Linked DNA regions of Homo sapiens: all the other regions are linked to region 2. The links are chromatin contacts, found by Hi-C or POLR2A ChIA-PET in ENCODE. All regions are on one chromosome and are shown on one strand. The core of a region is the stretch at or near the end of the contact, and the rest is flanking DNA. Distances in the headings are between cores, read along the strand shown.

Region 1 (2,862 bases), core at 320-2,819, 650 kb after region 2:
GGGCAACAAGAGCGAAATTCTGTCTCAAAAAAAAAAAAAGGGAGCCAAAGCAGATGAGATGAACTATAGGATACACTCCAATCCTGAAATTTTATACCTAATTATAAAATTGTTATTAAGGTCAGTTATGAATATAAAATTTGAATCGGAAAACAAAACATTTAAGTTCATACTGTCATTCCAGAGCTAACCACAGGGAGGAGCGAGGGATCTGAAACAATTCCCAAGGGAGACAGTATTTCGCTGTTACCTGAAGCCCACCCGGTAGGTGGAGAAACCCTCAATACCAGACAGAGTATTTCCCTGGCCCTTTTGCCTAGACTTCAGAATGCTCTTCACAAAGCCACGGTTAACCCGTCTTCCTCCCTTTCCTCCCTACCGCAGTTTTCCCTCTTCTCTTTTGTAGTTTCACATCAAGTTTTACCTAATACTACTACTTTCCCCCCAATATTTTTCTTTTCCCCTTTTGTCCAGAGTAAAATTTTCTAGAAAAGCCCTTTGTAGGTAGGTTGTGATGAAAAAAATTGATGAAATGACTTACAATCAAAGAAACTATAAACTACAATTACAGGCAAATGAGAATTACTGATTAAGTTTTAGAGAAATCCTAAGAGAGAAAGAAAACGAAGCATAATAAAAAGGAAAACCTAGGGACTGACATAATTCAAGTTTTCCGAAGTTAGTAAAAGGCCCTGAAAAGAGTGCAAATGAGTGACAACTCCTGGAGGTCGGGTCCAGCCTCTGAAATTAACATGCAAGAGCCCAAGGCCAGGCAACCAAAATGTGAAACAGACTCTGCCCGGGGTTCCTTTCACTGTCAAACTCCTAGCCAAAAGAGGCTTCCCACATCAGATATTTTAAATATTAAAATTTAAAAAGTTATTCACATCTATTCACCTCTCCCTTGAAAAACAAATGAATAAATAGCCCCTATTTGCGTCTTTACTCCCACACTAAACCTCACACCGTTGATGAGCCTGGAGGGCTAGGTTGGCACGAGAGGATGGCGCCAAAGCTCGGGGAGAGGGCGGTCAGTGGGCGGAAGGTGCCTCTTCCCACATGGCCGAGCCCTCGCCGCCACTGGCCACCGGCACACGGTCCCCAAGCATCGGGAGCTCCCTCTCGGCCCTGACCCCGCGGTCTCTGTCGCCCCGCAAACGGCCGCTGCGGCCGCAGGCTCCCAATTGGGACCCTTCCCAGGGGAGGACCCCATCCCCCGCTCTCTTTCTCCGTCAGATTCCCGCCCCGCAGCGGCCAGCCTATGGGCCCCTGCCTCCTCACCTCCATGGAGACGCGCCAGCCTTGCATGGCGGAGAAGCCGTAGGGCAGCGGCAGGCGCGGGGCGCCGACCCCGTCCCCGGAGCACTTCACCGTGTTGGGCTGGGAGAGGTAGGCACCCATGGCGGCGGCTGGCCGGCGGCCTCAGGTGCAGGAAAGCTGGGCGCGACCCGTGCCGGAGCCGAAGCCCCGGGGGTGCGCGCGGCAGGAGCAGGCCCCGCGGCGCGACCGACGCAAGGTGCCGGTGAAAGGCGCGAGGCCGGCCAGGAGGCGGTAACGGGACGGGAGCTGTGAGGGAGCGGAAGCGGAAACGGCGCCGCTCCAGACCCCGCCCGGCCTGCGCGGCGGGGCCAGGCGCTGCGGGCAGTCATTTCCTTAGCAACTCGCCCCGCCCGCAGGGACAACGGCCCGCCCAACGGCCGCTCCCGCGAGACTAGCGCGACCACGCCCACCAACGGCCGCCGTCCTACTCCGCTTCCTCGCGCAGGTGGCAGGTCGCCTCTGGCAGAACCTCTTCCTTCGTTCCCAGTCCCCAGCCTCTTGGCGTTTTGTCTGACGCCTCTTTTGTGTCGGACTCGACGCTTTCAGCCCGTCCTCCAGTGTTTTCATCCCCCTCTCCCCAACGTTGCACTCTCAGACTCCGCAAACCCCGCCCGATTTGGTTCAATTAAAGTTGACCAGTATTTGTTCCGAGCTTAGGAAGTACTTGGCCAGGCCATGCGAGGCCTATATGAGAAGAATGTGAGTCTTTTCTGAAAGCGAAGACCTCGATCTGTGATATAATTCGAGTTAATACAATGTAGAAATGTTTGGTACAGCCTATTCTGGGTGGGAAAAGCTCAAGGATGGGAGGAGGAGCTGTTTCTTGGAGGATTGAAAGGATGTAGGCTCTCAGAGAGGATGCCTCTGGATTGCATTATGCCACAGGAAAAGGGAATAATGTTATAAGGTTTGGAGGAGTGAGGGAAGAATGTGAACTGCATTTGGGGAGGATTTCTGAGGAAGCTGGCTGGACTCGGAGAATGATTGTAAGTGGTAATATTAACTAGCTAGCTTGATAAAAAGAAGCGCCAAGATGAGTGACTTGGACTTCATTGTCGTCCTGGTGTAACCTTTGGCATCGTTTGTCTAGTCTTTGTATGCAGTGTACATTGGAGGGAGAGAGTCTGGGGCACTGTTGTGTTGTTGTTTTTTGTTTGTTTTTGAGACAGAGTCTCGCTCTGTCGCCCAGGCTACAAGCTCCGCCTCCCGGGTTCACGCCATTCTCCTGCCTCAGCCTCCCGAGTAGCTGGGACTACAGGCGCCCGCCACCACGCCTGGCTAATTTTTTGTATTTTTAGTAGAGACGAGGTTTCACCGTGTTAGCCAGGATGGTCTCCATCTCCTGACCTCGTGATCCGCCCGCCTCGGCCTCCCAAAGTGTTGGGATTACAGGCGTGAGCCACCGCACCCCGCCTACTATTGTTTTTTTTTTAAGACAGAGTTTCGCTCTTGTTGCCCAGGCTGCAGTGCAGTGGCGCTATCTTGGCTCACTGCAACCTCCGCCTCCCAGGTTCAAGCGATTCTCCTGCCTCAGCCTCCCGA
Region 2 (2,914 bases), core at 353-2,852:
TCTATTACCGGCCGGGCGTGGCGGATCACGCCTGTAATCCCAGCACTTTGGGAGGCCGAGGCAGGTGGATCAGGAGTTCAAGACCAGCCTGGCCAACATGGTGAGACCCCCCCCATCTCTACTAGAAATACAAAATTTAGCCAGGCGTGGTGGCAGGCACCTGTAGTCCCAGCTACTTGGGAGGCTGAGGCAGAGAACTGATTGAATCCGGGAGGTGGAGGTTGCAGTGAGCCGAGATCGCACCACTGCACTCCAGCCTGGGCGACAGAGCAAGACTCCGTCTCAAAAAAAAACAAAAATCTCTATTAACATAGATAGATATTTTTCCCGTTTCCTGCCCCACCCTCTCCCCTCCTCCCGGCTTTGAGTTGTCCTACCTTTCTGGACCAAACCAATGTATTTCTTAAATGTATTTGATTGATGTCTCGTGTCTTTCTAAAATGCTGCGCCCCGACCACTTTGGGCACATGTTCTCAGGACCTCCTGAGGGCTGTGTCACGGGCCATGGTCACAAATATTTGGCTCAGAATAAATCCCTTCAAATATTTTAGAGTGTGACTCTTCGTCAACACCCTCTTCAAACAAACCTAGGGATGGTCTTTCTGCCTGGATGCCTCAGCTGCGACCAGAAAGTCCACAAAGGAGCAGTGAAGCAGGGCTTGGTGCAGAGGCCATGCGGAAGGCACGGATTTTTGGAGACTGGAGAACCCAAGCGCAAATCCCTACCCCACTGCTCACCAGCAGGTTCTTAAGCAAATCACTCTGCTTCGCTGAATTTACTGTCCTCAGCTATAAAATGGTGTCCTCGGCAACTGGAGCTAGATGCCTTCGCCACTTTGCTGAAAGATATGAACTGTGCCCAAGGTGGGCGGTATCAGATAGGAGCCCCGAAGTGGAAACGTCCAGCGTGGGAATCTCCTCTCTACAGGGTCCCCAAGGAACTCCCGGCAGGCCCACTTCAGGGCTCCTTTCTGACACCGCCCAGCTCAACCTCTCAAAACGATTCACAAAATGCTGTAATAGCCACGATGCACCCTCACTGCACTGTCCCATCCGCCCCTTTTACAAATAGGAAGACCCAAAGATAAAAATAAGAAACCAAGGCCAGGCGCGGTGGTTCACGCCTGTAATCCCAATACTTTGGGATGCGGAGGAGGGCGGATCACCTGAGGTCGGGAGTTCGAGACCAGCCTGGCCAACATGGTGAAGCCCTGTCTCTACTAAAAATACAAAAAATTAGCCGGGCGTGGTGAAGGGCGCCTGTAATCCGAGCTACTCGGGAGGCTGAAGCAGGAGAATCGCTTGAACCCAGGAGGCGGATATTGCAGTGAGCCGAGATCATGCCATTGCACTCCAGCCTGGGCGACAGAGTGAGACTCCTTCTCAAAAAAATAGAAAAAAGAAACCCAAAAAGGCGGGGGAGAGTGAGGAAGAAAAGAAAAAAAAAACTGGAAGGCCTGGGCCGTGATTTGCCAGGGCCACGGCGTGGCCACCAAAGCGCTCCAGGACGACTCGGCAGAGCGCGGGCACCGTGGCTCAGGCGCGCTCCCCGGGGGCGGGGCGAGCAGGAGGGGTCACGTGACGCCCGGCCCGGAAGCGCTCGCGCAGGAGACCCCGGGTGACGGGGCCCGGCGCCGCTAACTGGAGCGAACCCCAGCGTCCGCCGACATGGCCTGGACCAAGTACCAGCTGTTCCTGGCCGGGCTCATGCTTGTTACCGGCTCCATCAACACGCTCTCGGCAAAGTGAGTCTGGGCCCTGCCGGGCGTGCGGGCCCTGGCGACCCCGGCGCTCGTTCTACGCCTTCCCCCTTCTTGGCCCTGCCCTCCTGGCTTCCCCTGCTTTCCCACTTGCTCCGGTCAGTTCGCGCGCGTTATGACCACCCAAGGGATGCGAGGCCCGGGGAAATGCGGAGCGGGGCTGCGCCCCGGACGGGGGGATCCGAGCCCCGGCTTTGATTTGCTGTACAGCCTCCGCTCCTGTTTCCACGTCTTTTAACAGGAGGGTTGGCCGATTCCTTTCCACGGCCCTTCCAGTGCTGGCGTCCAAGCCTGAGCACCTCCCTCCACGAGCTGGGAGAGACCCCTGGACTTGTGCACATGAGCCGCAGTAGTGGCTGTGCAGGCCGAGTGACCCAGTGAGCGTGGAGGCCTCAAGCGGCAGACAGGGAGGTGCCCCACGGCCCCTCAAGGATGAGGGGTTAGAGCTGTGCTTTGAAGCTTAGGTGGGATTTCGGAATGTGTCTGAGACTGTAAGTCAAGGAAAGTCTACGGAAAGGCCAGATCAAAGTCGATTGTAACCAGCATCAAATGCCCAGGTTAGATTTTCTCTCATAATCAGAAAAGTGCTTTTGAGCTGGGGAATGACATGTTGAAAGTGATATGATTGACTCAATGACATGAGGAGTGGTTTGGTGCAGGAAAAACCACTCCAAGGCTGCTGCATAGCAGATGAGGGGAACTAGGAGGTGGCAGTGAGAAGAGAAAGGAAGGGACAACTGGTGGCAGAGACCAGGTGTGAATGGCCACAGGCCTGACCCACATGAGCAAGAAACAAGGATCACTCCAGGGTTTCTGCCTGGGAGAAGAAAAGTGCCATTAACTCAGACAGAGAGGGCAAGTGGCCAGTTCAGCTCTGATGTATGGGGGTGAGAGGGGGGACAGTTCCCAGGAGGTTAGGGACTAAGGACCCAGGCAGTCATGAGACTGAGGGACAGGGCCTAGCCTCCCCTCTGTTGTGGGCAGGATGGCATTTCTTTGTCTCTCTCTGTCTCCATCTCAGGGCAGGGCCTTCCTGCCCCTCCTTTTCTTGTTGCCCAGGCTGGAGTGCAATGGCACGATCCCATGTATAAGGTACCTACGGTGTGTAAGGGAAGGGGACAGAAGTGACCAAGAGGCGATCTCTGCCTTTGAGA
Region 3 (2,818 bases), core at 224-2,723, 580 kb before region 2:
CTGCCCTCCAGCCTGGGAGACAGAGCAAGACCCTGTCTCAAACAAACAAACAAACAAACAAAAACAACTAAAAGCAGTCCCTGCTATGTACAGATAGTGCTGTTCTGTTTACAAACCCTTTTCTTATCCATCAATTCATTTCTCTTCACTTAGCCTTGTTGGATGGGTAGGGCATTATGATCGCCCAAATGGTAAAGACAATGATGATAAAAGTCGCCATTTACTGCATACTTTAAAATATGTTGCTGATCCAAGTAGTGGGGAAGAAAAGAAAAATATGTCACTGCACAGTCTTTTTAATCCTACAGCAGTTCTTCGAAGTAAGAGTTATCAGATATGGTCGCTAAGGCGTGGAGGGGCAACTCATTTAAGGTGGCACAGCTGCTAGTGGTCTCTCCAGGATGAACGTGGATCTCCTGGCCTACCATCTAGTCCGAGCCCCGGGAGGGCGGAAGAGGAAGGCTGTTTTCCCTTTCCAGTCTCTGGGAGCTGGCCGTGTGGCTTTCCCTGGGACCTGGCTAAGGCCCTGCCCTGTCTCTGGGATCCCCAGGTGGTGTCGGGCGAGTTCAGCGAGGACAGCGAGGTGTACAACTTCACGCTGCATGCGGGCGACGAGCTCACTCTTATGGGCCAGGCGGAGATCCTGTGCGCCAAGACCACCAAGGAGCGCTCGCGCTTCACCACCCTCCTGCGAAAGCTGGGCCGGGCCGGGGCGCTGGCCGGGGTGGGCGGCGGCGGCCCAGCGAGCGCGGGGGCCGCGGGAGGCACTGGCGGCGGGGGCGCCAGGCCGGTCAAAGGCAAGATGCCCTGCCTCATCTGCATGAACCACCGCACCAACGAAAGCCTGAGCCTGCCCTTTCAGTGCCAGGGCCGCTTCAGCACTCGCAGCCCGCTGGAGCTGCAGATGCAAGAGGGCGAGCACACGGTGCGCGCCATCATCGAGCGCGTGAGGCTGCCGGTGAACGTGCTGGTGCCCAGCCGGCCGCCGCGCAACCCCTACGACCTGCACCCGGTGCGGGAGGGTCATTGCTACAAGCTGGTTAGCATCATCTCCAAGACGGTGGTGCTGGGGCTGGCGCTGCGCCGCGAGGGCCCGGCGCCGCTGCACTTCCTGCTGCTCACGGACACGCCGCGCTTCGCGCTGCCGCAGGGCCTGCTGGCCGGGGACCCGCGCGTCGAGCGCCTGGTGCGCGACAGCGCCTCCTACTGCCGCGAGCGCTTCGACCCCGACGAGTACTCCACGGCCGTGCGCGAGGCGCCAGCGGAGCTCGCCGAAGACTGCGCCAGCCCGCGCCGCGCGCGCCTCTGCCTGCCCGCGCCGCGCGCCCCCGGGCTCGCCCGCGCCCCCGGCCCGCTAGCGCCGGCTCCCGCCGGCGAGGGCGACCAGGAGTACGTGAGCCCCGACTGGGCAGCCGCGCCCGAGCCCGCCGCGCCGCCCGCCGAGATCCCCTACGAGGAGTTGTGGGCGCACCAGGGGCCCGAGGGCCTCGTCCGGCCGCCCCCAGGGCTCGATCTCATCTCCTTCGGGGCCGCGGGACCGCCGCGTCGGGAGCCGGAAGCGCCGCCGCCTCCAGTCCCTCCCAAATCCGAGGCGGTGAGTGAGCGCGCTGGGGGCCGAGTCCCGGGTCCAGCCAGGGCCCAAAGCCCGTTCTCCTGGGCCCCGGCCCCGGAGTATGTGGCAGACGAGGTGTCTTCCTCGGCGGGGTGGGGAAGGGGAGAAGGAAAGGGCAGAGGCATGCCAGGCAAAAGCATTTGTAGTAAGGGGCACTGGGGCGGGCGGTGGCGGGAGAGCTGTGGGACAGAGATGCGTGTAGGTCCCCAGCCTCAGAGGATTTGAGAGGAGCCCCGAAGCACTGTTACCCAGAAGGTACCACAGAACAGGGGTCCTTTAAGTTGTTGCGTGAAAAGAAGGTTCCTTGGCGAAGTAAGCTTAGAAATGCTGTGAATGATTCCCAGCCCTTTTTCCCTCCTCATATTGGAGTCACAGAGCATTGGTAGATTAAAGGCTCTGAGAAGTCCTGCACTAAGGAATCCTGTTTATCAGAACATTTTCTCCCTGCCCGTAACACCCGTCAGCATCCCATGGAGTCCTCTTTGGGGTACACGACTTGTAGGGAGGGATGCAGGTGGCAGACGCTTCCTTCCCTCTGTCCCTTCGGCTTTCCTTTGTCCTCTGCTTTCTCTCCTTTTCCTTGAGGAGGGAGCACGTCTGCTTAACCTGTTTTGATCTACCTTTGTGTTCTTTTTCTTAACATCCATGATGGATTTCCAAGGAACAGGAAGGAGGCTGTGGGACAGGGTGTGGGTGCGTGAGATAGGCTGGGAAGGCTAGGAAGGGTGGGGTGGCTGGCTGACTGGATGAGCAGTTGGGGTGCAAGGCAGCCTATTGGCAAAGTGGGGCAAATGTCAGGCCCAGACAGCCCCCTCGCCCAGCTGCTTGGGAAGGGGAAGATAAGGAGTGCCAGCTGTTTGGAGTCGAGGTGGAGTCACCGCCCTCTGCTTGTAGGTGAAGGAGGAGTGCCGCCTGCTCAATGCCCCTCCAGTGCCTCCCCGGGGTGGCAATGGCAGCGGCCGGCTCTCCAGCAGCCCCCCGGTTCCCCCTCGCTTCCCCAAGCTGCAGCCGGTACATTCCCCCAGCTCCAGCCTCTCCTACTACTCCTCTGGCCTCCAGGATGGGTGAGTCCCTGCCTTCCCTTGGTCCTGAGTTCTAAGGTAGATCAAGGCAGGGAAGGGTGAGGAGGGGGAACTACAGTGCTGAGGAAGAGGAAGTCTTGAGGCCTGGGAGATTCCCGAGGGTGCAGCTCCCTGTGCAGTGGCT

What was found. Hi-C counts contacts between places; a loop is a spot of excess contacts on that map. ChIA-PET counts read pairs that join two places held with the same protein, here RNA polymerase II (POLR2A). Pooled maps may share reads with other maps.
Region 1: a loop to region 2 is called in a pooled map, with 5 times the contacts of the local background. The contact joins the promoter of PPM1G here to the promoter of SLC35F6 in region 2. A Hi-C loop is called at or near these places in 2 of 50 pooled maps. POLR2A ChIA-PET finds 5 or more read pairs at or near these places in 2 of 52 experiments (CD4-positive, alpha-beta T cell and activated naive CD4-positive, alpha-beta T cell).
Region 3: a loop to region 2 is called in a map of naive thymus-derived CD4-positive, alpha-beta T cell, with 5 times the contacts of the local background. The contact joins the enhancer-like site here to the promoter of SLC35F6 in region 2. A Hi-C loop is called at or near these places in 1 of 168 maps with a recorded cell type or tissue (naive thymus-derived CD4-positive, alpha-beta T cell) and 4 of 50 pooled maps.

What each region holds. Positions count from the first base shown.
Region 1 is chr2:27,408,022-27,410,883 of GRCh38, forward strand. PPM1G (protein phosphatase, Mg2+/Mn2+ dependent 1G) reads right to left here and starts at 1,570. Exons shown (of 10, transcript NM_177983.3): 1 at 1,282-1,570. The coding sequence starts at 1,401. RefSeq lists silencers at 1,051-1,130, 1,151-1,200, 1,271-1,460, 1,551-1,740.
Region 2 is chr2:26,762,682-26,765,595 of GRCh38, forward strand. It overlaps SLC35F6 (solute carrier family 35 member F6), which reads left to right and starts at 1,603. Exons shown (of 6, transcript NM_017877.4): 1 at 1,603-1,745. The coding sequence starts at 1,669. RefSeq lists an enhancer at 1,260-1,459 and a silencer at 1,470-1,779.
Region 3 is chr2:26,183,683-26,186,500 of GRCh38, forward strand. It overlaps GAREM2 (GRB2 associated regulator of MAPK1 subtype 2), which reads left to right. Exons shown (of 6, transcript NM_001168241.2): 4 at 551-1,594; 5 at 2,507-2,676. Among named protein-coding and RNA genes, the nearest start is that of GAREM2, 12 kb to the left of the region's middle. RefSeq lists a silencer at 1,120-1,359. Within about 2 kb of position 1,474, at least 11 of the 41 ENCODE cell types and tissues checked have a DNase peak (open chromatin) inside an H3K27ac peak, as active enhancers do.